2 separate regions of the Homo sapiens genome follow, and region 1 is linked to region 2. A link is a loop called in an ENCODE intact Hi-C map of the cell type or tissue named here. Cell type or tissue: PC-3. All regions are shown on one strand. Links, peaks and the distances in the headings refer to the core of each region. The heading gives the core; the rest is flanking DNA. Region 1 overlaps PLCE1 (phospholipase C epsilon 1). Region 2 overlaps PLCE1 (phospholipase C epsilon 1).

Region 1 (15,312 bases), core at 2,529-10,528, 48 kb after region 2:
GCGTGGGATACAATCTCCTGGTGTGCCATTTGCTCAGTTGGAAATGCAGAAATCATTCATCTTCTGTGTCACTCACACTGGGAGCTGTAGACTGGAGCTGTTCCTATTCGGCTGTCTTGGCTCCACCCCCCTCTAATTTTAGCTTTAAGTAACTTACAAAAAAACAGTATTACCATATATATTGGAAAAAAATCTGAACAGGCCAAAAAAAGCTGAACCAGGTTTTTGAGCATGAGAAGATTGAGATTTTGTTGCCTTGAATTTTTTGGATATCGTTTTGATCTTTTTTTTTTTGAGACGGTGTCTTGCTCTGTTGCCCAGGTTGGAATGCAGTGGTGCCATCTCAGCTCATTGCAACCTCCGCCTCCTGGGTTCAAGTGATTCTTGTGCCTCAGTCTCCCGAGTAGCTGGGATTACAGGTGCCCACCACCCACCTGGCTACTTTTTGTATTTTTAGTAGAGACGGGATTTCACCACGTTGGCAAGGCTGGTCTCCAACTCCTGACATCAGTTGATCCACCCTCCTCGCCTCCCAAAGTGCTGGGATTGCAGGTGTGAGCCACCATGCCTGGCTCATTTTGATCTATTTTCAAAAGTACTGTTATATGTGCATTACAAAAAAGTTGAGCAAAACAGAACTGTGTAAGTTATACACTATTATTTGTTTGGTGTTCACTGGACAGATATGCAACATATACCTATATTTACAAAATTATTTTTTACCTCAATAGGATAATATTCCATTGTTCTCAACTTGCTTTTTTGTCCTAAATTTTTTGTGAAATAAATTCAGTTTCAGTACATATACATTTACCTCACTTGGTCTATATTTTTGCAAGAGTTTCTGTTGGATAATATCCTAGAAGTAAGATTTCTAGTACAAAGAATACACGTTTAAAATTTTGTTTTGCCTCTCAAGAAAGCTTGTGCCCATTTCACCACCCCTCACATGGAATGAGAATGAAAGATAAAGTTTCTGAAACATAGGTACATGGAGATTCTGCCGGGTTTTGATAAGATATAATTTAAAATCATGATCAGAAGGTTGCTCAGCTGGCTTGGGGAGGAGATGCCTTCTAAAGTCAGAATCCTGTAAGGTATTCCTGCCTAACTCTTCAACTCCATTCTCTACCCAGAAGAGAAAAAAGGTGTGTGTGTGTGTGTGTGTGTGTGTGTGTGTGTAGAAATATGTCTCCTCTGCAAAGGATCCCTCAAAATGCTGAGTGTAACAGAGGGCAGATTTTTGGAGTCAGAGCTGCAATTAAATTTCAGCCCTGTCTCTCAATAGCAGCTTGTCTTTAAGCAAAATGTTTAACATTTCTGACCTGTTTTTTATCGTCTATAGCAAGGGGATAATCACACCACCTTACAGGGTTCACTGTGAGAATTAAATGTGTTACTTAACACAAAAGGCTAATAAATGGTGAGGACTAAGAGCTCAATTAATGGCTTCCATTGAGACATGAGAAAGGGTGATTATGACCAAGCTACGGGCACCTTGGAGGGTAAAGTTTTGCCCACTTTTGCAGAAAAATATGAGACAATCACTAACAGTCTAGTTAAGATATGCTATGTGGGCCAGGCATGGTGGCTCACACCTGTAATCCTAGCACTTTGGGAGGCCAAGGCAGGTGGATCACCTGAGGGCAGGAGTTCAAGACCAGCCTGGCCAACATGGCGAAACCCTGTGTCTACTAAAAAATACAAATATTAGCTGGGCATGGTGACACACGCCTGTAATCCCAGCTACTTGGGAGGCTGAGGCCGGAGAATCGCTTGAACCCGGGAGGCGGCGGTTCGTGCCACTGCACTCCAGCCTGGATGACATAGCAAGACTTCATCTCAAAAAAAAAAGGTATGCTATGTAACACTACACCTTTCCCACCTACATCCAGGAACCCTCTTTGATTTTAACCATAACAATTTTATCACCTTCTCATATGCATCATTACTCATTTACTATGCTTATTGTTTATGTCCTTTCCTAGGGTGTTCCATATGAACAAAACTTTATTCTTGTTCACTAAATTTCAACATCAGGGTAGCTGAAAACAAAGCCTGGCACATAGTAGGCACTCTTTTTTTTTAATTTTATTATTATTATACTTTAAGTTTTAGGGGTACATGTGCACAACGTGCAGGTTTGTTACATATGTATACATGTGCCATGTTGGTGTGCTGCACCCATTAACTTGTCATTTAGCATTAGGTGTATCTCCTAATGCTATCCCTCCCCCCTCCCCCCACCCCACAACAGTCCCCGGTGTGTTCTCATTGTTCAGTTCCCACCTATGAGTGAGAACATGTGGTGTTTGGTTTTTTGTCCTTGCGATAGTTTGCTGAGAATGATGGTTTCCAGCTTCATCCATGTCCCTAATCCTGTAGCTGGGATTACAGGCACCCACTGCCGTGCCTGGCTAATTTTTTGTATTTTTAGTAGAGACAGGGTTTCATCATGTTTGCCAGGCTGGCTTTGAACTCCTGGCCTCAAGTGATCCGCCAGCCTCGGCCTCCCAAAGTGCTGGAATTACAAGAGTGAGCCACTGCGCCCGACCTAGAATGACTATTAACTGAAGAATATGGGACTGAGAGCAAACAATGAGGTGGATAATTTTATTCACCAGAAACTTTCTAAAAAGAGAAGAGCCACAGTGTCCAGTGGGTTTTATGAACTTTGCTTCATGGATCATGAGGAAGGACCAGGGGTCCTAGAGCTACTCGGTTTTAAATCCATCTTCCAGTGGCCCATGTTGTTAGAGAGCAAGGCCCAGAGGTGAGTTACAGCTGAGCACTAGGGCAATGTGTCCTATGAAGAGGAAAGAGGACATAATAGGGAGAGCTCAGCAAGGATGAGGGAAAGTGGGAAGTGTTTTTAACAGCTGCTAAAAGTATGGAACTTAGAAGACAAAGAATTATGCCCCAAGAAGACTTCTGGGATGTTTTTTGTGGTACACAATATGAAATCCCTGGGTATTCCAGCTTTAAGGAAACCTACATGAAAGGTTGACATTGTTTCAAAGCTTCTAGCATTCAATTTGTGTTCCTTTGAGTGTGATGTCATGCTTATACTGAGATACATGCTTATACTGGGACCGCCAGATTTATTAGGGTTACACTGACCAGGTTTCTTTTTATTCTTTAATTTATTTGGGCCTCTCTTATTGCTGTTTCCCACCAGTCACTAGACTTGTTATTCATTGTAACAGCATGTGATTCATATCTCAAATGTATTGCAGTTTCCCATATGACATCTTATCTTACATTATTTGCATATTGTATTACATTATCTCTTCTCTTATATATTAGAGAAGTGACTGGAGTTATTTTTATTTCCTCTGCAGAGTGCTATAGTTCGAGATCATGTCTTAGAGTTGGTTACTTCTGAGAAGAGTTCTTATATTTGGCTAATTCCACTGTACATATATTATCAGTATCTAGAAATTTCGGTTGGCCTCTTTCATCAAGCCACATTCTGATTCAATTTTCAGGAAACTTAGGCAGTTTCTAAACTATTCAGAAAGCTGGAGGGGGAGGCCATCTAGGGTAGATTTAAGCATCAACCTGATTTTAATTTTTTTTTAATATGAGCTTAGATAGAACCAAATATAATTTAATAGTCTCCATTTTTTGTTACAGAAGATTTTTGGTAATTTGGTCCAAAAGATGTATTAAAATGCTTAGAGTCAACCAGGACCAACCTGGTTTCCATTTTTCTGTCCCATGTCCTCATTGGTTTAGTAATTTGGCCAGAGAGCATGGCCTGATTTTTTGATCAGAAGATATAGTCACCATACTCATGGAGGAAGGAATCAGGGACTGTGGGTTACCTGGTATAGAAGGACATAGTGAAGGAAAAGATAGAGAGGTTTGGAGTTTAAAGGATAAGGGATGTCGTTTTTGTTAGTTTTTAAGGAAAAAGGAAACTGAACATTTGGGTATGCAAAGAAGTCAGTAGAAAGTGAGGGATTAAAGGTGGAGATAACCACTGAAGCAAGTTCTGGAGGAGACAAAGGTAGATTTAATCACAAACCTGGGTGGGCCTTGGAGAGGAGGAAACACATGCCATTCTCAGGGAAGCAGAAGATGGAAGAAATATAAGGTATCTGAATTGAAGGAGTTTCTGACATGACCTACACTGTCTCAGCATAGTTAAGAAACAGTCGAATGACTGTGAGGAAAGCAAACGCAGGTTTGGGAATGTGAGAAGAATAGAAAAGAGGATAGTGAGTTGTTTAGGAAAAAATAAATAAGTTTGTGTCAACTTTGAGTCACCCTGAGGGCCTAGCTGAAGTTAGATAATAGGAATTAGCACCCGCCCCATCACTAAGTAGCATAATTGTCAGTGTCATCATACAGCAGCCCAGAAGCCAAGGAATGGATGGTTTGAGTCTGCCCAGCACTGGGGATTGGGACATGCCTGTGATGGAAAGTCAAGCTGTCTTCTTAGGGAATCTCTGGCTGGTGAGTGCCATCTAAAATGCTTATCGTAGCACCAGACGAAGGCCAAGGAACTAGAAGTTTGCTGAGGACAGAGAAATTTTGTTAGACAGAATAAAAGGGAAGAAAGAAGTCAAATTCAGGGATGATGACTTCAGAGTTTAATAATACAGACATGAAGCAGTTTGGAGTGATAATTCCAAAGTTTTCTGCAATGGAGATTTAGAAAAGAGTCAGAGAATACTGAGGTCTGAATGTGAAGGAAGTCATCCTTACGAACTTTGCTGTTACCCAGTGTCCAGGCTGGATGACAGGTATTTCCAGGAAGAGAATGAGTGACATGAATATGTGACATTTCCCCAACTCAGGTGACCACAAAACTGTTTTTCTTGTAAATGCCAGTATTCCAGAGATCATTCTTTGGAAAACTCTGTTCTAGGGCTCATCAGAGACTTTCCGTTTGTTGAATGAATGAATTACAGGTAAGAAGTTAAGAGGCAGCCTGGGACAGTGTCAAAATAAAGAGAAGGCAAGTATGTGGCTCTAATTACAGAAATCATTTTGAGCCTAGGCATCCCCTACTCTGGTACTTCCATCTCATGAACTGCCACCTTCTCTCCTGCATCCCTCTGTCACCTTCTTGCTACCAGTTGTGGGCCAGGCAGTTAAGATTTATTTATTTAGATACATCTCCTTATTACCTATTCCTTTCTTATGTTTGTAGATGGTTCTGTTCTTGCAAACTCCCAAATAGATATCAGTGAAATCAAAGCCACTCTTTGAGGGTGACAGGTTGGCAGAGAATACCATGACATTTTGAAACCTTTTGTCCAGAGAGTCCTTGGGTCCCCAGGTGTCCTGCCTATTTACACATAATATGCATATACATATTCTTCACCACACAGCCTTCTTTCCTCTTCCATTTAAGTTGGCTATGCTTATACCTACCCTCATTTCATGTCATTCTGATGGTAGTTAGCAAAGGAGGATAAGGAAGCAAATGGTATTTTACAAAGTATCATAGTAAACTGGTTGGGGAATTATGTGCTAGATTAATGCTGCTGCTGAAAATGGAAAACCAACCCTACCACCACCACCACCGCCACTCCACCCCCACCTCATTAGGTGACTAGAAGACAAATAGGACAGATATCAGAAAGGTCTTTGTAAAAAGAAAAATAGTACAGAACTCTTCACTAAGCAGAGGATTTGGTTAAAGAACATACAAGATTTGGAATGGCTCTCAAGTAAATATCTGTTGCAGGGGACACCAGATTTGATGTAACCACGACTTCTGTTGCTTTGTTTTAGAACGCCAGCCAGGCCCCTCTGTGGCCAATTCCAATGCCCTCCCTTCAAGTTCAGCTGGGATCAGCAAGGAGCTGATCGATCTGCAGCCTCTCATCCAGTTCCCAGAGGAAGTCGCCAGCATCCTGATGGAGCAAGAGCAGACTATTTACCGCAGGGTCTTGCCAGTCGACTACCTTTGCTTCTTAACACGGGACTTGGGCACTCCTGAATGCCAGAGCTCCTTGCCCTGCCTCAAAGCATCCATCTCAGCGTCGATTCTTACCACTCAGAATGGAGAGCACAATGCCCTTGAAGATCTGGTGATGAGGTTTAATGAGGTAAGAAGCCACTTTTTGATGTCTTGGTATTTGACTCACCCGTAAGTGATTTTCAAGCATACCTCCCCTTCTAGGTTTGTCTGTTCCTGATGTGTTCATTTCATTCTGTCTTGCCACTTCCATGATGGCTGTTTTTCTTTCCAGGCAAAGAGACAGACATCACATTGCAATCCTTCCTCTCACTGTACCCCAACTTGCCCTTAAGCCTAATTGATCTCAACTCCATTCTATTGCATTACCCAGTCCACCAATCCTAGTCCCTTTGGGCACCCAGAATGCCAATCTCCAACCCCTTCCTCTCCCCTACCAACCCCTCATTCCCAAAGGTGCTTTTAAAACCACATGTCTCAATTTTGAGTTTTGACAGCATGATCCCTGACCACATTCGTATAACCAACCCCCTGACCCCCTTCCATTATTAGGACTCCCTCAGCAGAAACACCTAGGTCACCAGAGAAGGCAGGAAACGTGGGGCAATTCATTGAGGGGCAGTGAATCACCTCGGTTCTCTCTCTGCATCCCCTGAAGATCCTCAGCCCCAGAATATCAATCCAAAGCCTCTGAGACCACATTAGAAGCCAGTTCTGAAGAAGACAGGTGTGACTGGAGTCTGGGAATACTTAGGACAAAGCCATTGCGTGGGGGTCTAGGGACTCACTGGGAGATCAAGAGCCACTGGCTGACATCCCTGTGGCCCTGGGATAGGGAGGAGCGTCAGGAAAGAGCAGGGAGTCTCCATGCAGTACTGGGGTTGGGCGGACTGCACTCTTGGGCTTAAAAGGCACTTTCTCTTAGTAATGTAACCCACACCCAGAGTTTTCTATTCTACATTTTATGTTTTAGATTTAATTTCTTTTGTTTTGTGTATTCAATCACAAAATTTTAATTGGTATGTTTGTTGGTTGTTAGTTGGCTGAACACAGAGTAGTTGCCTATTTTGGTCATTTAGTAAACTCTACCTAAATGCTAACAGGATATTCCTATTCTGAGTCATATATATCTCTGATTGTCTGAGGATCTGTCATCCTGTGTTACATAAACACTTTCTGGCAAGGTGCGGTGGCTCATGCCTGTAATCCCAGTGCTTTAGGAGGGTGAGACAGGAGGATCGCTTGAGGCCAGGAGTTCAAGACCAGACTGGGCAAAATAGCAAGACCTTGTCAGTACAAATTTAAAAATTAGCTGGGCATGGTGGTGCACACCTGCAGTCCCAGCTACTGTGGAGGCTGAGACCCTCTAAGGATCCCTTAGCCCAGAAGTTTAGAGGCTTCAGTGAGCTAGGATCACGTCATTATACTCCAGCCTGGGTGACAGAGTGAGACACCATCTTTAGAAAAAAACACAAAACACTTTCTAACTGTAGCTCACTTTGCAGCCTCCATAGCTTGCCAATCAAAATCCTGATGATGGTTGTAAATGTCAGTGACCATGATAAGGCCCATGAATACAACGAGTGTTAGAGGCTGAGCTCAAGCGGTTCTGTATCCAGACATGTCCTGAACACCAGTCTATCTGGCACTGTTGTGCTAACCATTTTATATGTACCACTTACTTGCTCCTTACAACAACCTTGGGAGACAGATATTGTCATTAGCCCTATCTTATCAATGAGAAACTGAAGTATGTGGAGATGAAGTTATTTTCCCAAGATTACACAAGTGGTAGGTGGCAATTTTGGTTTAAGCCCACAAAGTCAGGCCCTGGGCTTTGAATAACTATAGGATGCTGCTTCCCACCTGCAGCAGGATTGCACTGGGGGGTGGTGCCTGCTAAAACTGCAGATTCCTGGTCCCACCCCCAAACTGAGTAAGACAGAATCTCTGGGAGTCCACATGAGAGCTTGCAAATGTCACTGCCCCAAAGTTGTTTTTAAAAATAAAACTCCTGATGTTCTTGATTTTCCTTACTGATAAAAATGGGATGGAAAAATGAAAGTTCCAGTAAACTGAGTGATTTTATTAGTGGATTTCACTGTATTTCATGAATTATTTTAAACTTCCAGATCTACCCACTCTCACATCCTTAGGACCCTATCTTGTCTTTATTTTTAAATTTCGACCTGAACTTAAAAGTGAATTGCCAAAACTTTTAAAATCTAATTTTAAACTAAACTTGGATTTCTTCCATTCACTTCCATAACCTTGGGAATCAAAGACGAATCAGTGATTTCACTAATTCAGAGTTAGAGATGATATGACCTACAGCTGGGTAGAGGCAGGCTTTGGACTATCTCTGAAAATAGTTTAGCTAAGCAACTTCAGAACGTAAACAAGATTTCTGGGAAAACACTTAAACTACTTAAGAGAACAGTCTGTTTCAAGTATTCTCAAGCATCTATTTTCATACAAATTATGGGTATGCTGATTAAAAATCAGTCTTACATAGTCAGATCCCAAATGATCTCTACTGGACACGACTGGAATAGCTAAATTCTAGTTCTTTTGTATACCTTAAAGTAGAAAAGTTCCATTACATCAAAAGAGAATTTTCAAATTCAGATTTTTCACCTATTTTGAGTGACCTTGCCTTGAAATTAGCATGGCTTTACATACTGTAAAGAAAAGGAAGAAATGGAGTTTGCATTTATTTAATAGATGCTCTGGACTGGACATTTTCACATTTCTTAAAATCTCATTCAGTTCTTATGACAGTTGTCATCAACCCTGTCTTGCAGATGAGGAAAGTGAAGCTTAGGCAACAAAATAAATAATGACAGTGTTGGATTATGGCCCATAGAGTAAAATAAATATTTTTTAATCCATACCGATATAAATACATCAGTGTGGTGGGGTTGGGGAGTAGGGACAGCACTTACTTATAGAAAAATTTCAATTAATAAATGTAGAAAGAATGAGAAAAATAGAAAATCATCATTAGAATACTACAGTAATAACTGTTGCAGGCAAGAACTACTGATGAATTCTAAAATTATTGGGCAAAAGTAAGTTTGATGAGAAATAGGACATTTGCAAATAGTCTCAAAGCATCTCTCCACAAGGTATTTATTAATACAAAGGGGAAAATAGAACAGTGGAGAAACCCGGTAGACACTGGCTTGACCAAGTGATCAAGGCTAACATGATTAGTAATGAGACATATCAACATATGCCTCCTGATATGATGCCCTGAGAAAGGCAGGACTTCATCTCTATAGTGTTCTTGCCAAAAACACACCACATAAATCTAGCAATGAAAAAAAATATCAGGCAACTCTAAATTGAAGGACATTCTACTCTTCAAAAGCATCAAGGTCATAAAAGGTAAGAAAAAATTGAGGAACTGTTAAAGGCTAGAGGAGACCAGGAGACATGACGACTAAATGCAGTGTGGGATCCTAGTGGACCATGGACTAGAAAAAGACATTAATGGAAAAACTGGAGAAACTCTGAGGCTCATAGTTTAGTTAGTATGATTGTATCAATGTTAATTTCCTGGTTTTGACAATTGTGCTATGATTATGAAAGATGCTAACATTAGAGGAAGCTGAGTGAAGGGTGTACAAGAACTCTCTGTACTGTCTTTTGCAACTTTTCTGTAAATCTAAAATTACTTCAAAATAAAAAAAAATTGTAAGCAGTGAGCTCAGAGAGATTGAGTCACTTGTCTAAGTAGCTGAGTGGATATCAGAATCCAGATCTTTCTTCAAAGTCTATCTCTTCTCACCCAGCTGCTTCTCTCTTGTTAAATTATCAGGTTCAAGTCTGTAGTAAAACCTGACTTGCTAATTGAGAATTTCATTAGCCTTGGGTCTCCTTTCCCTCTTCCCTCCCTCTCTTTCTATTTCTTTTCAAAATCTCCTGTGTGTCTATCTTTTTTCTACTTCTCTTTCTGATTTTTATCCAGTTTCCCATTATCTAGGTTCCTGCCATTACTCCCTCATTCATTCATTCATTCATTCACTCAAGAGATTTATTTATTTCAATTTTTTAGTTTTAATTTTTGTGGGTACATAGTAGGTGTATATATTTATGGGATAGAGAGGATATTTTGGTACAGGCATACAATGTGTTATTACATCAGAGTAAATAGGGTATCCATCATCTCAAGTACTGATCCGTTGTATTAAAAACAATCCAATTACACTCCTTTTGTTACTTTTAAATGTACAATTAAATTATTATTGACTATATCACTCTTTTGTGCTATCAAATACTAGATCTTACATTTTTTTCTGACTATTGTATGTACCCATTAACTGTCCCCACTTCCTCCCTCACTCCCCTCTACTACCTTTCTCACCCTGTAGTAACCATCCTTCTACTTTCTGTCTCCATGAGTTCAATTGTTTTAATTTTTAGCTCCCACAAATAAGTGAGAACACACAGAGGTTATCTTTCTGTGCCTTGCTTATTTCACTTAACATAATGACCTTCAATTCAATTCATGTTGTTGCAAATTACAAGATCTTATTCTTTTTTATGGCTGAATTATATATATGTGCTACATTTTCTTATCTATTCATCTTGTTGATGGACACTTAGGTTGCTTCCAAATCTTGGCTATTGTGAATAGTGCTGAAATAAACATGGGAGTGCAGATATCTCTTCAATAGATTGGTTTTCTTTCTTTGGGGTATATACCTAGAAGTGGGGTTGCGAGATCACTGAAGACATACTTATTGGCTGGGCATAGCAGCTCATACCTATAATCCTAGCAATTTGGGAGCCTGAGGCAGGCAGATGGCCTGAGCCCAGGAGTTTGAGACCAGCCTGGGGAACATAGCAAAACCTCATCTCCACAAAAAGTACAAAAAATTAGCCAGGCATGGTGGTGCATGCCTGTGGTCTCAGCTACTTGGGAGGCTGAGGTGGGAGGATTGCCTGATCCTGGGAGGTCGAGGCTGCAGTGAGCCAAGATCGTACTACTGCACTTCAGCCTGAGCAACAGAGTAAGTCCCTGTCTCAAAAAACAGACACATTGAGCACCTACTGTTCTCTCGTCTTCTCTTTTTTTCCATTGGCATGTCAAACATATTTTTTAAAAATAAGAAATTAGCAGTATATGGTGAAAATTGATGTTATAAGCCCATACTTTGATTCTGCCAAAATTGGATACACAAAATAAATGCACTTTCCTCAGTGGAAAGATGTATATTCCTTGGAATGTTATAGTATCTTAAAGACAAGAAAGAGAATATTAGCTCCATTGCCGGTGCTAGTCACTTGGGGTGGGGGGAAGTGAATGCATTTACTCGTGCATCCATTCAGTTAATCCAGGACTTCTTAGAAGCAGTGTACTGTGGTAGATATGCACTAAGGAAAGTAAATAGCAGTCTGCCAGAAGCTATGAGACATGGACACAAATATCTACCAAAAAAGGCAGAAAGTAAGTGCAGTGAGAGTGGCACCAACAGAGAAGGCTGGGGTGTCCAGGTGGGTGACAAGAGCTCATTCTGCTGAGCCCTCGAGTCTGGGGCTGGGTCTTGAGAGATGGGAGGAATAGAGGGGGAAGTTCATGGAAATGGAAGGCAGTCCAGACAAGAAGACAATCAGACAGTTTTTGTCATGAGCAAGACTCATGGTTTAGGGAGGCAGCTTGTTCCAGATTGCCCCCAGAACCACGCTTATGAGCTAGAAGTTTCTATATTCTAACAACTCTCTACACAATGACTTAACTGTAATGTGAGAAAAAGGAAGAAAATTCCTAATACTTTTTGGGCAGTTTTGCATAATGTTTATTCTTAGGAAAGCATGGTTAAAATGCAACTCAAAGTACGACCATGAAATTACTGAAAAGGTTCAGCTTACATTAATGAAGGCCTGGAGATAAATCATTTAAAATCAGTTTGGATTGTGGCTTGGAAGCAGTGTTTCCTCCCCATTCCCCCTTCTCATGCCCTATTAGACTGTGATGCACACACTAGAGAAACTTCTTAAAGGCAGTCTCTCTTTATCCTTGAAAAGAAACAGAAGCACAAGGAGGGGTCAGTCCTCAGGCAGAGCTAGTCAAGATTTGTGTTGAACGTAGGCTTCATCCTGCTTTGCTTAGTTTGAGAGACAGGTCTTCCCGAACTTTCTTAATCTGGACACCTCTCTGTAGTCATATTCCTGATCTGAAGCTCTTAGAAGCCAGTGTTCTTTCTCTCTCCTTTCAGGTGGAGCAGCCTCACTTCTTGACCACCCACGAAATCTCTCACTTTGACAGTCTCAAATCATATTGTTCTTTTTTCCTATCCTTCATCTTCCTGCATCTAGCTTATACCTCTAGCCCACATTCCTTATGACCTTACTTTTAAAAAATTCCTCCTAAAATAAATTCCCAAGCCCTTTATCTTTTCTAGAGGAAATGCAGAGGCATTTTTATAGACAATTTTACCAAAAAGATTACATACTTTAGTGCATGCAGGTGAAAAGAGAGGAGAGGCAAATCGAGATTGCAGGGCATCCTTCCTCCCTTCACTACCTCTCCCCTCTTTCCTGAGAAGCACTTTGGTGGAACGTGGAGTGAGGGGGAGGATCTTGGCATCACAGTTCTGAGTTGCTAGTTCTCAAACTTCATGTCTCCTTAATATGTCCTTTGCTCTTGTTGTGTTGTTCACCAATGATGATTTTGGGGGTTGGAACCCTTCATTGCATCTACAGCTGGTCCTTGGGATCGATCACACAAGCAAATTTTTGACTTCATAACCTGTCACCACCCACACCACTTCCAGGCACTCTTTTGTGTAACAGACAGTTGATATCTCTGGCTGGAAAGTGATTTTCAAGGGGCCATAAGCAGGTTCACTTTTTTCTATGTCCTAAGAGGGCAGTTTTTGCTTGTTGGGTGGTTCTTGGCAACACCATTCAGCAGGGCTTCTCTTTCAGACCAGCTGGTCTGAGGGTAGGTCATGAGTCCTAGATTGAGACCCCCAGTTCTATTGAGACCCCAGCAGCTTCTACAAGGCCTCCATGTGGCTCTGCCCTGGGTGTCTTTTCCCCTCCCCAATTCTGTGTGGTCAACCTGAGCATTCATCAGCTAGCTTCCCTGAGCCATGCAATCTTGGGCAGCCCAAAGTGACAATCAGTTGTTGCTTGTTCCTTCTGTCCAGTAGGTTTCACCAGATGTCAGTTCAACAGTTTAAAGGCCATCCTCTCTGTAAAGAATGCCAAGATGCAGCTTAACTTCCTGGTAAAGAGTAGTAAGAATAAATAAACCATCTGGTCAAAGAAGAGCCGTTTGAGCTTTCAGCCAGAATTCCTTATATACTTCATAGCAATGATGATCGCTTTGGCAGATTCCAGCATCTAAAAGCCTGTCTGGTCATAGCTATGGAAAGACCATTTCAGCACAGTAAGCAGAAAGCATAGCATATTATAACGATGTGAGGCAGTGTCATGTCCAAATAGGTTCTTTCACTTGAAATGTTTTAGAAAAAATATTGGTTTTTGAATTTGTATATTGAACCATGTTTAGAAACGTCTCAATCAAAGTTTTCCCCCTCTTTTATAAAAGCAGACAGCAGAGCAAATCATCTGTTCAGGGCTGCTTTACAAACTTCCTTCCTCAAATCTGAACACTCACAGGATAAACTGCTGATAAAAACCCCCTCAGGGTAAGGGAAATTTCAGCTCACTTTGGAAAATCAAATTTTTCCTTGACAAAGCACATCTCCCCTCTCAGAGCAGATATTGTATTCTTTCCCTGGAACATTTCACAGCACATTCCAGGAGTAACAGATATTTTACTCCAGAAATTTCTTGACTAAAAAAAATACAGTAGGCAAATAAACTACAGAAACTCAGCTGTGCAGGGCGGCATCCTAAGTGCAAGGTTAGCTGTAGATGGCACTTCCATCCTGAAGCTGATTGACAGCAAATCATGTCTCATGGTTCCTGGCAGTCAGCACCCACACAGGGCTTTCCTCACCCAGAGTAACACGTAGGGCTGAGAAATAAGAGGGGCATGGAGGCTTGACATCATTCAGGTGCAGCTCTGGAGTCAGGCTGCCTGGGTTCTGATCCACCATTCCCAGCTGTGCAACCTCAAGCCAGATACCTAACCCTTCATCTTTATCTTATTTTTATTTTAGTTTAGTTTTTTTTTTTTTTTTTTGACAGGGTCTCTGTTGCCCAGGCTGGAGTACAGTGGCTGATCTTTGCTCAGTGCAGCCTCAGCCTCTCAGGCTCAAGCGATCCTCCCACCTCAGCCTCCCAAATAGTTGGGACTACAGGTGCACACCACCTCGCCTGGCTAATTTTTGTATTTTTAGTAGAGATGGGATTTCACTGTGTTGTCCAGGCTGGCCTCAAACTCCTGAGCTCCAGAGATCCACCTGCCTTGGCCTCCCAATGTGCTGGGATTTCAGACGTACGTCACCACACCCGGCCTAATCTCTCATCTTTAAATGGGGCTAATAATATATCTACCCCAAATGCTTTATATGAGTATTCAGAGAAATGACATGTTTAAAGCACTTATCAGGGACCAAAGACACAGTAGTGGTTTGATGTTAGTTCCCAAAAAAAAAAAAAACCACTAACATAACAGCATTATTAGAATAACTAATGATAATAAATTCCGTTTTTTATTATTATGATCACCCCCACTTAACAGGTGAGAAAACTGAGACACAGAGAGACTAAATGAATGACCTGTGGTTTCAGAGGTGACAGTTGAACCCAGTTGTTCTGGCTTCCAGAGCCAGCATTCTTGGCTCATCTGCTTGATACTTTTGAATCAAAAGCTGAGGGACCTTCTTTCCACCACTCGGTTCTCTTACTCTAAATGAAACCATTTTCCTCGCAATAGGATTCAGAATTTTTTTATGATTTCAATATGTGTAAAAATGTTGACCTGTTTGTTGATTTTAACCTATGTGCTGACTTCCTGATATTGTAAATGCAGCATCTCCTTTGAACTAGGAGATTGTGGCCCTTGAAATAGGGAGGACAACAGCATCTCAATGTCTGAGAATATTAGAGCATGGGGGATAATTTATCATTTCCACAGCACCAGGCAGAAGGCAGATTTCAGATTTTTGGCTTTTCAAGTTCCCTTCTTGGCTCTGAGGTTTCCTTTGGTGTGAAATGCCTGAGAAAGATTGCCCCCAAAATCTAAAGGAGTTTATTTATATTCCTCTCTTGACCACATCATTTCTACTACATTTTTCCACCTCTCTGTCTGTTCATTCCTATTTTACATGAAACCCACACCCTTAGCGGTGATGGTGCTATGATTTGAATGTGTTTACTCCAAAACTCAGGTGTTGCCACTGTGGTGGGATTAAGAGTTGGGACCTCTAAGAGGTGATTAGGCTGTGAGGGCT
Region 2 (15,312 bases), core at 4,858-12,857:
CATGCGATGTTTGGTTTTTTGTCCTTGAGATAGTTTGTTCAGAATGATGGTTTCCAGCTTCATCCATGTCCCTACAAAGGACATGAACTCATCATTTTTTATGGCTGCATAGTATTCCATGGTGTATATATGCCACATTTTCTTAATCCAGTCTATCATTGTTGGACATTTGGGTTGGTTCCAGGTCTTTGCTATTGTGAATAGTGCGGCAATAAACATACGTGTGCATGTGTCTTTATAGCAGCATGATTTATAATCCTTTGGGTATATACCCAGTAATGGGATGGCTGGGTCAAATGGTATTTCTAGTTCTAGATCCCTGAGGAATTGCCACACTGTCTTCCACAATGGTTGAACCAGTTTACAGTCCCACCAACAGTTAAAAGTGTTCCTATTTCTCCACATCCTCTCCAGCACCTGTTGTTTCCTGACTTTTTAATGATGGCCATTCTAACTGGTGTGAGATTGTATCTCATTGTGGTTTTGATTTGCATTTCTCTGATGGCCAGTGATGATCAGCATTTTTTCATGTGTCTGTTGGCTGCATAAATGTCTTCTTCTGAGAAGTGTCTGTTCATATCCTTCGCCCACTTGTTGATGAGGTTGTTTTTTTCTTGTAAATTTGTTTGTGTTCATTGTAAGTTCTGGATATTAGCCCTTTGTCAGATGAGTAGATTGTAAAAATTTTCTCCCATTCTACAGGTTGCCTGTTCACTCTGATGGTAGTTTCTTTTGCTGGTTCTTGCACAATTCTAGGCGCCAGTAGCCATTCATTCCCCATTGAAGTCAGCCTGTTCCCAGTGACTGTGGCTTCCTCTTGACTCCTGGAGCACCAGCTGCCTGAACCTCTCTCTTCTCACTTATTGTTTCCTGCCTCGTGTTAACTTTCCCTCTTACCTGCCTGCCTTCCAGCCATCCTTGGTCATGCAAGAGACACTCAATGCAACAGGGATGAGTCACTGATTAATCAGCAAGCACTTTATAGGGCCATGATGCAGGCGATAACTGTTCTGATGACAGACACTGGGGAGAACAGCGGGCATCTCCAGGGCTTGCTCATCTCTGACATGCTGTCCCTGATCCTTCCTCCTGCTCCTTCCTCTCTCCATCCTTTTCTTCAAAATTCTATCTTTCTGTCTTTCGGTGATTCTGTCGTCATCACCTTCCTCCCCTGCCACAAATACCCCTGAGTTTCTTAACTACTCACAATTTAGATCTCATTTATCCTTTTATTTGCTATATCTATAGAACTTGGCTTTTCTTGTTTTCTGTGTCTTGTGTCTGAATATAATAATGATGTTTAACATTCTGTGTGTGACCTCTGACTGATTTTGGAAATGGGAAAAGGATCCATGGCATTGGTAGGAAAAGGTTGCCAAGTCTGCCTTAAGAATTTTTAGGAATGGCAGGGCATGGTGGCTCATGCCTGTAATCCCAACACTTTGGGAGGCTGAGGCAGGCAGATCACCTGAGATTAGGAGTTCAAGACCAGCTTGGCCAACATGGTGAAACCCCATCTCTACTAAAAATACAAAAACTAGCTGGGCGTGGTGGCAGGTGCCTGTAGTCCCAGCTACTCAGGAGGCTGAGGCAGGAGAATTGCTTGAACCTGGGAGGCAGAAGTTGCAATAAGCTAAAATCGCACCACTGCACTCCAGTCTGGGCGAAAGAGTGAGACTCTGTCTCAAAAAAAAAAATTTTTTTTAAGAATATTTGCAGGGTAAAACATAAAAAAGCTGATGATGAAACCTGTTGGATGAACTGATGAAACCCCAAATTTACCCAGCCAGTAATGGCCATGCCCTTCACCTTCTAAAAGAAGTGCATTTGCTTCTCCCTGGCCTCATGTTGAAGAATTGGAAAGGAGCAATTTGGAGAGAGTGCAATAAAAGAAAAGACAAAGAGTTTCTGCTATTATCCCTGCATCTCTGACTTCCCACAGTCTGTTTTTCAGCTGTTCCCTGTCCACTCCCAGGACCTCTGCCTCCTGTCTTATAGTGTATCATGGTCTCTACTGGATAACAGATAAGCAAGGTTGAGTCATCTGATATGGTCATCCCTGGATGTGGACTTTCTCCTCCAATCATGAGCACAACATATAGAGCTCCCATCCTCTCTCCTTCACTCTCATCAAGTGAATGGCTCAGCAAGGTTGGGACTCTTGTGGTGAGACCAGAAGATCTTGAGAAGAGTGTGAGGAATGAGCTTCCCAGTGAATAAAAGGTGACCCGACTTTTGGGCCATGAGTGACAGAACCCTCCAGCTGAATGTGCATTTGCTCCTGAAAAGGAACCCCATCCAAAGTAGCTACAGAAGTGATTTAAACAGAGATGTGGCCCCAGCAAGTCCTTTTCTTCCAGCTCAGCATCACATTGACTGTCTTCTTTGACTCCTACCAGCTCTGCTGGGAGTGAGACTCAGTGACCCTTCCCTTCCCTATAGCCTACCCAGCCCACAGATTCATGCCAAACACTCGTTGCACTGACTTCATTTGTGCCGTCTTTGACATTACTGGTAATGTCCATTATATGCAGATGCCAAAGACCAGCTAACATCAGTTCAAGGAATATTTCAGGAGTTCCACCTGTATACAATACAATATACCATGAATCACTAGATCATGGTGGGTATAAAAGAGAGAAAATCCTTGGAACACCCATAAGCAGTTGATCCCAGTGGGTTGGTTAGGCTGTAGTTAGTATATACACTGCTGTTGACACTGCCTTTAATTATGTGTAGTCACACCTGCATTGTGTCCTTTATGAGCTCTTAGAAAATAATGAATGCACCCAATTGTTTAGAGCTCCCACAAAGTGAAGGACAACATTATTTCAAATTATTGCAAGAAGCCCAGGGTATCTGGAGACAGGGAAAGCTCTTAAGTCTACTTTTTATACAATAGAGCTTCATACCATTATTCTGTATATAATCTTTTCACCAAAACACTGTCGCCTGATTGTTTCAACAAAAGACCTCTTTGTTTTGATAGCCAAGAAAAACCTTAAGCTCAGTAGAGACATGAGAGCAAGCTTTTTAAATTACAAAATGTAAGTGCTAAAACCATATTTTTGGAATGTAAATTGGAAGGTTTTTTAAAAAAAGTTTTGTTAACTTTAAAAGAAGTTACAATTTTTTTAAACTTAAGTTTTTAACCTAAGTTTTTATAAGTTTTAAAATTTTCATTAACTTTAGCATTTTTTTTCTCTTTTCTTTTTTAATGATTTCCATGGAGTTCTTTGACATGCAGCTCAGGGTGACCATATCTTTCTTATCTGACTATAGGGTAGGCCCAGGTAAGCTGAAAGGTGATAACTTTCCCATACTCCTGAGCCCTCTGAAGGTCAAATATATTGTGTTCAACACTCAACCTCTCAGGATAATCCTAGCCCTGAACATAGGCTGATACAGTTTGGCTCTGTGTCCCCACCCAAATCTCACCTTATAGCTCCCATAATTCCCATGTGTTGTGGGAGGGACCCAGTGGGGGATGATTGAATCATGGGGGCAGGTCTTTTTCTTGTGCTGTTCTCATGATAGTGAATGGGTCTCATAAGATCTGATGGTTTTAAAAATGGGAGTTTCTCTGCACAAGCTCTCTCTTTGCCGCTGCCATCCATATAAGATGTGACTTGCTCCTCCTTGCCTTCCACCATGATTGTGAGGCCTCCCCAGTCATGTGGAACTATAAGTCCAATAAACCTCTTTCTTTCGCAAATTGCCCAATCTTGGGTATGTCTTTATCAGCACCGTGAAAACGGACTAATACGTATGCTCTTCTACACACACATAGCTGAGAGTCTCTGTAACAGGACAGAGGTAGTCTATCTGGGGATAGATTGAAAGTCCCTGACTCATCCTCATGAACTTGAGTGCAGTTTTAATGCCACGACCCGTCCATTTTTTTGTAGTTCCCCAATATTTTGGAACCTCCTTGAAGGCTTACCTTTCCACTGCTATCTTACAAAAGTGGAGAGAAAGGTGACATTTCCTATAAGATGTTCCATCTCTTTTAAGATCTATACCTCCAACTAGACAGGAAAAGTCCTAAGTCCTCGCCCACCCTGTGGGATGCTTCTGAAAGTTGTTACTTACCTTGTGAGTACAAATGAAGTATATCGTCTCTCTCCTGTTCCAGGCTGGTAGGTAATGTGTACTTTGTCCTTTCTCATTGGTTTTTATTAATAAAAGGAAACCACCAAGCTATAGGAAATCTTAGAAGTCATCATCTCTATTCCATTGGTGCCTTAAGAGAAGAGGCTGTGTCTTGTTTGAGGTTATATCTTCAATACTTAAAAAAATACCTCTGGAAGGCAATGGATGTCCTCAGGCATATGAGATATAACCCTCCAGCTGTATGCATGTCCATATAGCTTGCATAGGTAGTTTGCTTAGGAAATGTTTATGAACAGAAATGGTTCTGGCCTAGAATTGCATCCACTTATAAGGACTCAAAAGGTTCCTGTTTATCTCCCCAAACTCACTGCTCAATCTCTTAGCTTCACCCATAGGAAAACTATTTTGCATACACTGTTCCCTTTGCTTAGAACATTTCCCCCTTTCTTACCCTTCCTCAACCTTGCCCTAGCTAACTCTTACTGTCTTTAGGTTGTGTCTTAGATGTTACCTCCTAGAAGAACCTTCCATGGCCTCCTAAGACCCTCCTCTGTGTATCTGAAACACTGTATGCCCACACCAATGTAGAATTTTATGCTGTAATACAATTGCCCATTATCTTGCTTACCTTCCCTGATGCTCAGTAACTTTCTTAAGGACAAGAAGCTCTTTTACTCATTATTTTATCTCTAGCTACTGGCAAACTATTTTGCACAAAATAGACATTCAGTAAATATTTGTTGTCTGAATGAATGAATGAACAAAGTCCAAACAAGGAATATATTCTTAGGCATAGACGGCTTATCTTTCAGAAATTAAAGTGCGGCTACTTTGTGTCTGCATTGAATGTCAGTCCAAGCTTCTCAGAGGATTCCTCTGGATAGGCACCCCAGCGTGGGTCCTAGCTATTGCTTAGGACCTCCCAGGGCCTGCCTTTCTCTGGGTGTAGGGCCCAGGATTTTCCCCACTAGGCTGGGCTTTCCTACTATTCTCTACCCTTACTCAACTCCTCCATCCTGTCTGGGAGACTCAACAATTCCTCTTCCAGGCTCCATGTCCTCCTGCCCTGCCTAAACTTGGTGACAGCTCTAGCTCCTGGGAATCTGGTGATCTCTATTCACCCACCACTACCTATTTCATTTGCTCTGCCTGAGGTGTGTTCACTAACAGGTTGTTGAATATGGCTCTACCCTTGGATGAAACTTGAAGGTCTGTACTGGTTGTCTTAAACAGCTTTCAGTCTTATTGGCAGGCATGAGGCTCTGCAGCTGCTCAATTAATCAGGACCAGAAGCCAACTTATGTTGGGTCCTGTCTCTGAGAGTAAGTCCATGTTAGCTCAACTACTGAGTTCGTGATCCTTGGGGGATTTGGAGAGGAATGTCCCTAGCTCCTCTCTGGTGGTCATTCACTTGGGTCCCATTGGAAGAGAAACCTTTAAGAATTAAATCACTGCAGTTTTCCAGTAGAAGAAATACAGTGCATTTAATAAGGATAAATAACTGTCTGCTAATAATTAGAGGAGGATCTCTGCTTGCAGACCCTACTAATTCACACTCTGTCCTCATTCTCATCCCCTCCCTTTGCCCCTGGAAGTGATGCTCAAAGGATCAAGATCAAAAGGCAGTGGAAAGAAATGAAGGATGCAGGAGAAAGATGGACATTGTGAATAAAGGGAAGAGAGAGAGGGGTGATGGGGAAGGTAGGAAGATCAGGACAGAGCAAGGAACAACAGGATGAGATTCAAAAGAAAGCAACATGGGGAACATGCAAGTGGTGAGGGCTAAGAAATCTTAATAATGAAGAAACCATGGGGACTAAGAGGAAGTTGAAGAAAGCTGCTGGAGCAACCTAGAGAGACAGAAGAGAGCAGAGAAGTGAGTGAAAGGAATAAACCTGGGATGAGAGAGAGGATCTGCACTGTAACTCTGATATTGACCAAGAGGATTGATAACCTCCCTTTTATTAAATGCCACATACATGCCAAGTGCTGTGCTGAGGCTTTGCATTTATTATAGCATAGTGGGCACTAGCCCAGAATGGAATCCAGAGTTGAGCTGTTTATGGAGCTGTGCACCAGAAAACACTTAGATGTCTACACATAAGTTCACATGCAGGAGACTAGGAGAGGGTTGTTCTCTCCACCTCCAGTCTCAGCCCAGGAGGGCAGAGGTTGGCCAGCCACAGAGCCCAGTCCAGGTACTTCAACAAGGGGAGCTGAGTGGAAGAACAGAAGCAAACTATCCCTGAGCATAGGAGGGGCTCCATCACCTTCAGAATGCTACCAAATAGCTAGGAGGGATGAAGGCAGATGGTGATGGCTTTTGGGGGTAGGAAGTTACCTGAGGTCCTCAGGCCAGCAGGCATGGTCTTGGAGCTCTAAAGATTCAGGTATTTATGCTATTATGACCATTTGGGTATTCAGGGCTGGTGAAACTAGAAACAGAACTCACAGATGTCTTATCCCTTTGAATGCTTATTTATAACAACTCTGTTATATCTCCATTAAAGAAACACTAGTTACTTCCCCCATGCTACTGGATGGTGGCACTAAGTACGACATGATCAGTGTGACGCAAAGACCATACTCTTTCCACTCTACCCTAAGGCATCTCATTAGAGATGGCATCTCTGCTGTCCCATCTCTGCTATCCCATTTCTGGTTGTCAGAGCAATATATTCTAGGAGGTCAGCCTCAGCCTCAGGCCATCTTTAGGCAGACAGGAGGTTAAGAGAAGGGAAATGCAGTGCTGGTCCAGAAGCAATGACCAAGGCCCTGGGAGCCATGAAGATAGAGGCCACACTGGACATTTCCAGCTGGGCAGAGAGAGGAAGGTTAGAAACCAGGAAAAGATGAGCAGGAGTTCAGCCAATGAAGGTTTGGGGCACAGGAAGCAAAAAGCCTGGTCTTATAGGTTGGCATTGGTCCCCTCCACCTGTTGGGGACACACAGAAGCCTGGAGCCACAGGATGTCAGGAACTTTCTGTCCCTTTCAGCTTCACACATGCACAGCTTAGCGAGAACATTACCCTTGATCCTCTGAGCCAGGGATCACAGTCTACGGGATTTGTGAAAATTTGGTTTTGTCTTGCAGGGAATTTGTCCCCATGTAATTCATTAATTGACCCATTGCTCCTTAGAGCTGCAAGGAGCCTGGTAGTTCAGGCCATTAAGTCCCTTCTGTAGGCCTAATTCATGGCCTGACATCACAATCCTAAAAACATAATCCATTTGTCCTGATTTGATTTTTTCTTTTCGAGAGGCTCCCTTGGCAGCCAGGTTTTCTCATTATGATATGATTCATCCATATGGTAATTACCATTAGAATTAGTATCTCAGACGTGATTCATCTTTGGAAATATTAAGCTGGAAGCATCACTTACAGAAAGGCCTGTTCCATTTACAGCCATGGGGAATGTCTGCAGAGATGCTCCTTCATCCAGCTAGCATTTGTTGAGTTTTGCCCTGTACTGGATTCTGAACTAGGGGCCTTGAGGCGTATAGAGATGAATAGGCCCTAGACTGTGCCCTCAGTAGCTTCCATTCTAGAAGGGAGATGATAGGGACGTAAGTGCTTGTCAGATGGATGGTACAGTCAGAGATGAAAGGTAACATGTTCTCCTTAAAGTCTAGGATACAGGTTTTCAAACTCTAGCAGGAATCAAAATCACCTGAAGGGCTTGCTAAAACACAGATTATTGGGTCCCAGCCCAGAGTTTTTGATTCAGTAGGCCTGCGATGGAGCCCAAGAATTTGCAGTTCCAACAAACTCCTGGGTGAGGAGGATGATGCTGGTCTGGGGACCACACTTTGAGGACCATAGCTCTAAGTCTTCAATTATTTCTCCACTGTGCCCTTTCTCCATTGCTTGCAGCATGCTAAGCAGTGCCCTGTGCTGGGGACAAAATGTTTATTAAAGCTTGGTCCCTGTTCCAGTGGGGAAATAGTAGGAGAGTAAACAGTGATTTCTGTACTTCACAGAAAGTGCTACTAGAGCTTTGCTTAAGGTGTCATTGGATCACCAAAAAGAACATGATTATTTCTTGCCGGAACCCAGGGAAGGCCACATGGAGGAGGTAAAATTTTAATAAAAGGGATGTGGATTGGAAGAAGTTGTATGGAAGGGCATTTGCAGCTGCGAAATTCCCAAGTTTTCAAATGTCCTGGGGCATCCTCTAACTTCTTCTGAGATGTTCCCCTGAAGTGATAAAGGTTCAGCTTACTTCCCATAGAAGCCTCTGGCACAGTTCTGGTTAATTCGCCTGGTTTTAGCAAAGTCTTTATGTTTGTCTTTCCGGAGTTCTGTTTGGTCAGTGTCTTGCTCGTGCATGGTCTGAATACTCTCAGTAGAATGGAATTCTCTGCACAGGCATTTGAATGGAATGTGGAATCATGAGCAGAGCAAACAGCAGCCTGCTACCAAAATTCTCCTCCCCATCCCTGCCATTTAAGTCTCCAAGCTGCTGCAACTACCCCCTCCAACAGCCTCACTGTTTTTGTTGACTCTTCAGGAAATTCGACAGTTCTTATATCATTGCATTTTGTTTACACACAGACACCCATCAGACATGAAACTTCTAGTATCTTCAACCTTTTAGAACACTGCTTGTAGATTCCAAAGTTAGAAAAGAGGCTCATGAGACTAGTAAAGGGGTTTCCAAACCATAGCGCAGAGCTCTTACACTTCATGCTGTGAGAGGCCCCTGCGTTGTTACCACCTATTAACTCACAGGTGACACCGTTAAAATAAATGTCATTGTTTTTCTAGCTCAGGGCACTTTAAGAACCACATTATGGGGAGGATAAGGGTGCTATTAGAAGCACATATATAGTCACTAATGCGAAATGGCAGCTGATACTGAAGGAGAATAGTAATAAGAGAGAGGGAACAGGAGAAGCTAATGTATTAGAGAATAATGATCATCAAAATAATCATCAAAATTAAGTTTAATTATACCCTCCATCTGCCACTGAAGAAGGGGCTGGGTATGATATAGGGTAAAATCCCAGCACGCTGGGACGCTGAGGCGGGAGGCTTGCTTGAGCTCAGGAGTTTGAGACCAGTGTGGGCAACATAGCAAGACCACATCTCTACAAATAATATAAAATTAGCCCAGCATAGTGGTGGTGCCTGTAGTCCCAGCCACTCAGGAGGCTGAGGTGGGAAGATCACTTGAGCCCAAGAGGTCAAGGCTGCAGTGAGCTATGATTGTGCCACTGCACTCCAGCCTGGGCAACAGAGTGAGACCTTGTCTCAGAGAAAAAAAAAAAAAAAAAGAAAGAAAGAAAGAAAAAGAAAGCAAGGAAGTATGGATTATAGAACAGTAACACTAAAAGGGACCTTGGAGATAATAACTGGCCAGCCTCTTCGTGATAAAGATAAGAAAACTGGGGCAAAGAGTAGGTTATGAGGAAGAGGGTTTCAGTTATTTGCCCAGTATCACACAATTACACAGTACAGACTGTGGGTCTCTCCAGGGCAGAGTCTTTTTTCTTTTTAAAATCATTGTTCTCCAGCATCTACCATAGTCGATGTAACTGCAACTCAATATTTGTTTATTTAAATTGATTTAGCAGAGTCAATACATTAATCCGTATCTTGGTTTCTTTTAAACCCCATGATCCTTTCAAATGATCAATTTCATGAAAAATTAGTAGAGAGAATAGATCAGATTAAGTCCTTTGACTCTAAGCCCATCAGCAAATGATAATGAAATGTTGTTAAACTGTTGGTGGATTTATCAGAAATGGCCAAGTTTGGTTACTAGCAATTAAATCCACATTTGGCTACAGCTATTCTGAATACTTTGTAAAGATTTTATGCCATTTCATATGATTTATATATCTAGTTTTCAGCAAATACAGGTGACAGTAGAATGTCGCCTGTGGTTCAGATGAATCCAATGTAGTCAGGGCCAAAAAACCAGAGGATTCTAGCCAAGTTTTTGGTGAAGACATAGAATTGAGAAATTCACTTATTCAATCAAGAACTGTTCATTGAGAACTTATAATGCCAAACACTGTTCTAGACACTGCAGATACAGCAGTGAAAAAAAGAAAATCTCATGAAGCTGACATTCTAATGGAAGGAACAGACAACAAACAACAAACAAACAAAAAGTGATGGAGGGATTGTGACTACAATTACCCCTCTGTTGAAAGTGCTTCCTCTGACATCTGTAATAGGATTTTCTGTTTGGTTTGGTAGTTAACAGCACTAGCTTAGACATGGAGAGTCTTGATGTTAAGTCCTAGCTGTGTGCACATTAGCGCCTTATTTTTTTTTTTTGAGACAGAGTCTCGCTTTGTTCCCCAGGCTGGAGTGCAGTGGCGCGATCTTGGCTTGCTGCAAGCTCCGCCTCCTGGGTTCATGCCATTCTCCTGCCTCAGCCTCCGGAGTAGCTGGGACTACAGACACCTAGCGCCTTATTTTTAAATGCTGATAATAGTAGAACCTCTTCATAGAGCTGTTCTGCGGTTTAATTGAAATCACATCTCACTACTCAGGGCCTGGTTCATTTTAAGCATTCAACAAATGATGCAATTATTATTATTATTGAGTCAATGGACCTCTAAGTAACACACTTTCTTCCTGTTGAAAGATTTCAGAAGATATGCCATCAGATCTTAGAACCTCATAATTTTTCATAAGTGATCTCAAAAAGATAGCTTCTGAAACAGAGCAAGTACAAAATTGACCCCACTTGACAATACCCTTTTTGACTTTAGTAGAAGTCAAGTCAAGAAAAAGCTCTGGCTATTCCAAGGAGCTTTCCTTCTGGGTGAGTGCTGTGGATGTGGTGTGTCTGGTTGCTTCATGCCTTTTAGTGCATGCAAGTCTTTGCCTTTGTCTCCATCTGAATTACCCCAGCTCTTTTCAGCCTCAGTATGCTTGTTTTCTTTTGTTTTGGGCCTAAACTCCACATCCTAGTACTGGCTTCTATAAGGCATCCCTCTTTCATGAGTCACAAGGAACTGCAAATGCCTTTTAAAGTGTTTATGCAAGTGTTATCTAAGCATTGCTTGCTTTTCTCTAAGTCATTTTACTGTGTCAAATCATTTTGCCCAAACCACTCCAGGCCATGTCATTTCACAGCACCTACCATAATGGGAGGAGTGTAATCCCATGGAAGGATCCATTCACAGTTTGCAACATTGATCTATAGTTCTCTATATAAAGCCTACATCTCTAAAAACTTAGCAGTGACCAAATATAACAACTTTGACTCCTTTCCTTTCCTCCCAATGACTTCAGCAAGTCCTGTAGAAATATATTTTGATAATATATAATAGCCTACAATTTTTTACTAATTTATTTGGTCTACTTGTTTATTGTCTGCCTTCCCCATGAAAATGAAGCTCGTCTTGCTCACTGGTAGAACACCAGCAGTTGAGCTTAGCACAGTGTATGTGCTCAGTAAATATAAATCACTTGTTGAGTAAATGAATGCTCACATAGCTGTCTAGCAAGTGTGGATGCCATGTTGTGATGTGTTGGATTTTGTTTCAAAAAAGATATTGGCCTATGTAGGGCAGTAGTCTGTCTAGTTTTCAGAACTTTCCATCACCATATTAACCTTGAGTTTCTCTCATTTGTGACTGTATAATTTAAAACTATAAATCTTCACATAAAGGAAGCATATTTGGTCATTCATTAGACTTAACTTGACTATTTTCAAAAGGAATTGAGAATGGCCATGAAAGGAATTATCATGAATAAAAACAATAACAACAGCATTGTAAACATCACCTAAACCTCTTACCAAGATCACCCCTAACAGTGTGATCTTTATCCCACTGTTGGGCTTTGAGTGTGACAATGGATAGTGCAATGGATAAAGCTGGACCACAGAGTTAGAGAAATCTGGGTTTCTATCCTGGCATAGCCTCTTACTAGGTGTGTAAGGCTGACTGTATTTCTCTACTTCTCTAGGCTTACTTTCCCATCTACAAAATGAATCAACTTTATAGATTAGTGTGTGGATTCAATTGTTATGTAATTAAAATACTTATTATGGTTCCAAACACATCATCATTGTGTTAGTTAACATCTGCTGTGTAGCAAAGGACTCCCAAAACGTACCGACTTTTCACAACAATCATTTATTTAGCCCATGATTCTGTGAATTAGTTGGGTAGTTCTAGTCTGGATCAACTGATCTCTGCTGGGCCCTCTCATGCATCTGTGGCAGCAGTTGGACTGGCAAGTGGATGATCTAGGATCCAGGATGGTTTCATTATGTGTCTGGCTGTTGGCAAGTTATCAGCCAAGGTGACAGGGGTGACTGGGCCATGGTCTTTCATCCTCCCGCAATCTAGTTCAGGCTTCTTCACATGGCAGTTGTTGCAGAGTTGCCAAAAGCAACAAGAGAGAGCAATCTCCAATGTACAGGTATTTTTCAAGACTGCTTGCATCATATTGGCTAAATTTCCATTAGTTAAGGAAATCACAGTTCCAGCCCAGTGTCAGTGAAGGAAATAATTCGCGGCCATTTTTGTAGCCTGCCACAATCCTCATCATCACTGTCATCATAAAAACTAGTATTTGTTGAGCATTTACTAAGTGCCAGATGCTGTTCTAATCATATTACATTTATCAAAGCTTGTAATTCTAGCCACAACCTTATGAGGCAGATACTATTATATCCTATATTGGCGAAAAGGAAACTGAGGCACAGAATGGCAAAGCAACTTATCCAAGGTCACACAGCTGGGAAGCATGGGAGCTGGAATTCAAACCAATGCTCCAGAGCCATACTTGTAATGACCGTTCTCTACTGTCTCTTCTTCACACTCTACATGTGGGCTTTTCCATGATTCCTTCTTTTTCATAAGTGAGTGATCTAGGAAGAGATAATACCTTGACTTTTTTTTTTTTTTTTTTTGAGACTGAGTCTCACTCTGTCACCAGGCTGGAGTGCAGTGGTGCAATCTCAGCTTACTGCAACCTTCGCCTCCTGGGTTCAAGTGATTCTCGTGCCTCAGCCTCCCGAGTAGCTGGGATTACAGGCATGTGCCACCACACCCAACTCATTTTTGTATTTTTAGTAGAGACGGGGTTTTACCGTGTTGGTCAGGCTGGTCTTGATCTTCTGACCTTGTGATCCACCCACTTCTGCCTCCCAAAGTGCTGGGATTACAGGTGTGAGCCACTGTGCCTGATCAATACCTTGATTTTGACAGGTTCCCTGAACATTGCCATATCTACCACCAGTTTGTCCACACTTCAGCATTTTTCCAACAAAGCACCTTGAGTTTCTCTCATCCTGGATTGGTGTGACTGGGATGCATCATTCCAGATCTTGGTAGTAATTTTTGATCTCTTTCTGGTTCTTTGTGGTGAGGGTATTGGCAATCGTGATGGAAGTTCAGAGCTTCATTCACAGAGCACTTCATCTTTTATTTCTTCAGACAAGTTTGGGGGCTTGGAAATGTGGCTGATAACGATGTTGAAATATTACTTAATATATACATAGCATTTATATATGTTTATTAATAGTTTCTTGGAGGTGATTTGCAATACCTTTTGATATCAGAGACTATGGCTTTCTCTCTATCCTCAGCAACTAGCACAGGCAAGAGCACACAGAGGACACATTGGAGGAGCTCAGTACATGTTGTAAATATCTACATCCGTATCTGTATTTTATTAAGACAGGGTCAAAAACACATATACTAATGGTGACCAGATATTGGCCAGGTGTGGTCACTAAAGAATGGTGGGCACTGGCATCCAGTGGAGAACTCATGCCCCATCTAACAGTAGAAGATCTAGCCATTTGATACCATGTAGGAATGCTCAGTGTTACCAGATTGTTTCATTATTCAGGAGATGCTGGAACTTCAGATGTATATGTAAAGCTTTCCTGAATTTAAACAGGGTATGTCAGATGAAACAGGTCTGTTGACTGAATCTGGCCCATGGTCAATTGATTTGTGACCTCCCTACATTAGGCACTTGTTGGCACCTTTCTATTGCATTATAACTGTCCTGAAGGCCCGAGGTGGAAGGGGAGATGCAGAATAAGGCGGAGATGGAACAATGAGATGACAAGAGATGAAAGACTTCAAGAAGGATGGATGATTGCCTATTTCAGAGATTCTGCAGAGGGCAAAGAAATGGGAATAAGAAAAGGCTATTAGATTAAAGTAAATTAATTATTTGGCACAGCACTACGTCTACAGGCTGTGTTCTTTAAAGAAATGATCAAATAACATGGGAAATAGTTAAGCAAATTAAAATACTTTGTTTACTCTGACTCTCGTAATTGTCTTTAATATTCTATTATGCAATGTAAATCTCCAAAAGGAGAAGAGATTTACTGAGATTTTTTAAACTTTCATGATCAAGGAGTCCTTAGGTCATACAATCCCTTGTAGATAGAATGTTTTGAGGAAAACACCTTGGAAAAGCTGGATAAGAGACTGAATGAGTCACTGGGAGTCTATGGAGGCCTGATGTGGAGACTGGAATGCACATGGTAGTGAGCAAATGCACAATGAGCCAGCGCAGCAGCTTGGCAAGTAAAGAAAGTAGGCCAACCTATTAGGAACTAGGAATTGCCAGCTTAGTAATCTTTTTAAGACAAAACCATTTTAGCATTATTCCTTTGCTGAAAACAAACCAGCGAAAACAAAAACAAAAACAAAACAAACAAAAAACAAAAAAAAGCATCAAGGGGTGCCCTCCTCTGATGGGTGAAATCTCCTTGCTTTAACATTCCAGGTCTCCTTTATCAGGCCAGCTGACCTTTCTTATTCCCCAGTTGTTCCCTGGCCTTTCTCATTCCCCAGTTATTTCCTATGCTTACTCCCTGCTCTAAACTCCACTGGCTGTCCTTATTGCTTGCATGGTGAGTTGTCTCCCCAGCTGCTCCAGTTAGAGAAATGCCTGCTTTCCAAGGCACAGGTCAAACCCTGCTTTGCCTATTAAGCCTTCCTTAGCCATCAAGCTACCAGTCAGTTCTTTTCCTTACACAACTGGATCAGTTACTTCTGAAGGACTTGCATGGGACTTAGTGTGTTGGAGATGGCCTGTATGATTTGGAGCCAAGAGAATAAAACTATGTCTTGAGATCTGCAGCTCTCTACCCCCATTTGCCCTCACAGTACACCCAAATAGGGTTAGGATAATATTGCCCAGAAACACAGAAGAGCAAGGGCATAACTCCAATCACATTGCATTTCATAGATTGTGGT

What was found. Peaks named below come from ENCODE experiments on the same cell type or tissue, not always from the same donor. Only the 100,000 strongest peaks of a DNase experiment are listed, where the experiment ranks them.
Region 1: a loop joins it to region 2, with 2.1 times the contacts of the local background. A loop is called at or near these places in 2 of 110 quality-filtered maps.

Annotation. Positions count from the first base shown.
Region 1 is chr10:94,165,432-94,180,743 of GRCh38, forward strand. PLCE1 (phospholipase C epsilon 1) reads left to right here. Exons shown (of 33, transcript NM_016341.4): 4 at 5,749-6,065. Among named protein-coding and RNA genes, the nearest start is that of PLCE1-AS2, 64 kb to the left of the region's middle. In PC-3, for the core only: no CTCF peak of the experiment used is centred there; a DNase peak (open chromatin) is centred at 7,100; H3K27ac peaks cover 1,222 bases.
Region 2 is chr10:94,115,009-94,130,320 of GRCh38, forward strand. The region is part of intron 2 of PLCE1 (phospholipase C epsilon 1); the gene reads left to right. LOC107984255 (a long non-coding RNA gene) reads left to right here. Exons shown (of 3, transcript XR_007062252.1): 2 at 1,943-2,223; 3 at 5,709-10,423. Among named protein-coding and RNA genes, the nearest start is that of PLCE1-AS2, 14 kb to the left of the region's middle. In PC-3, for the core only: no CTCF peak of the experiment used is centred there; DNase peaks (open chromatin) are centred at 8,463 and 11,123; H3K4me3 peaks cover 475 bases; H3K27ac peaks cover 3,304 bases.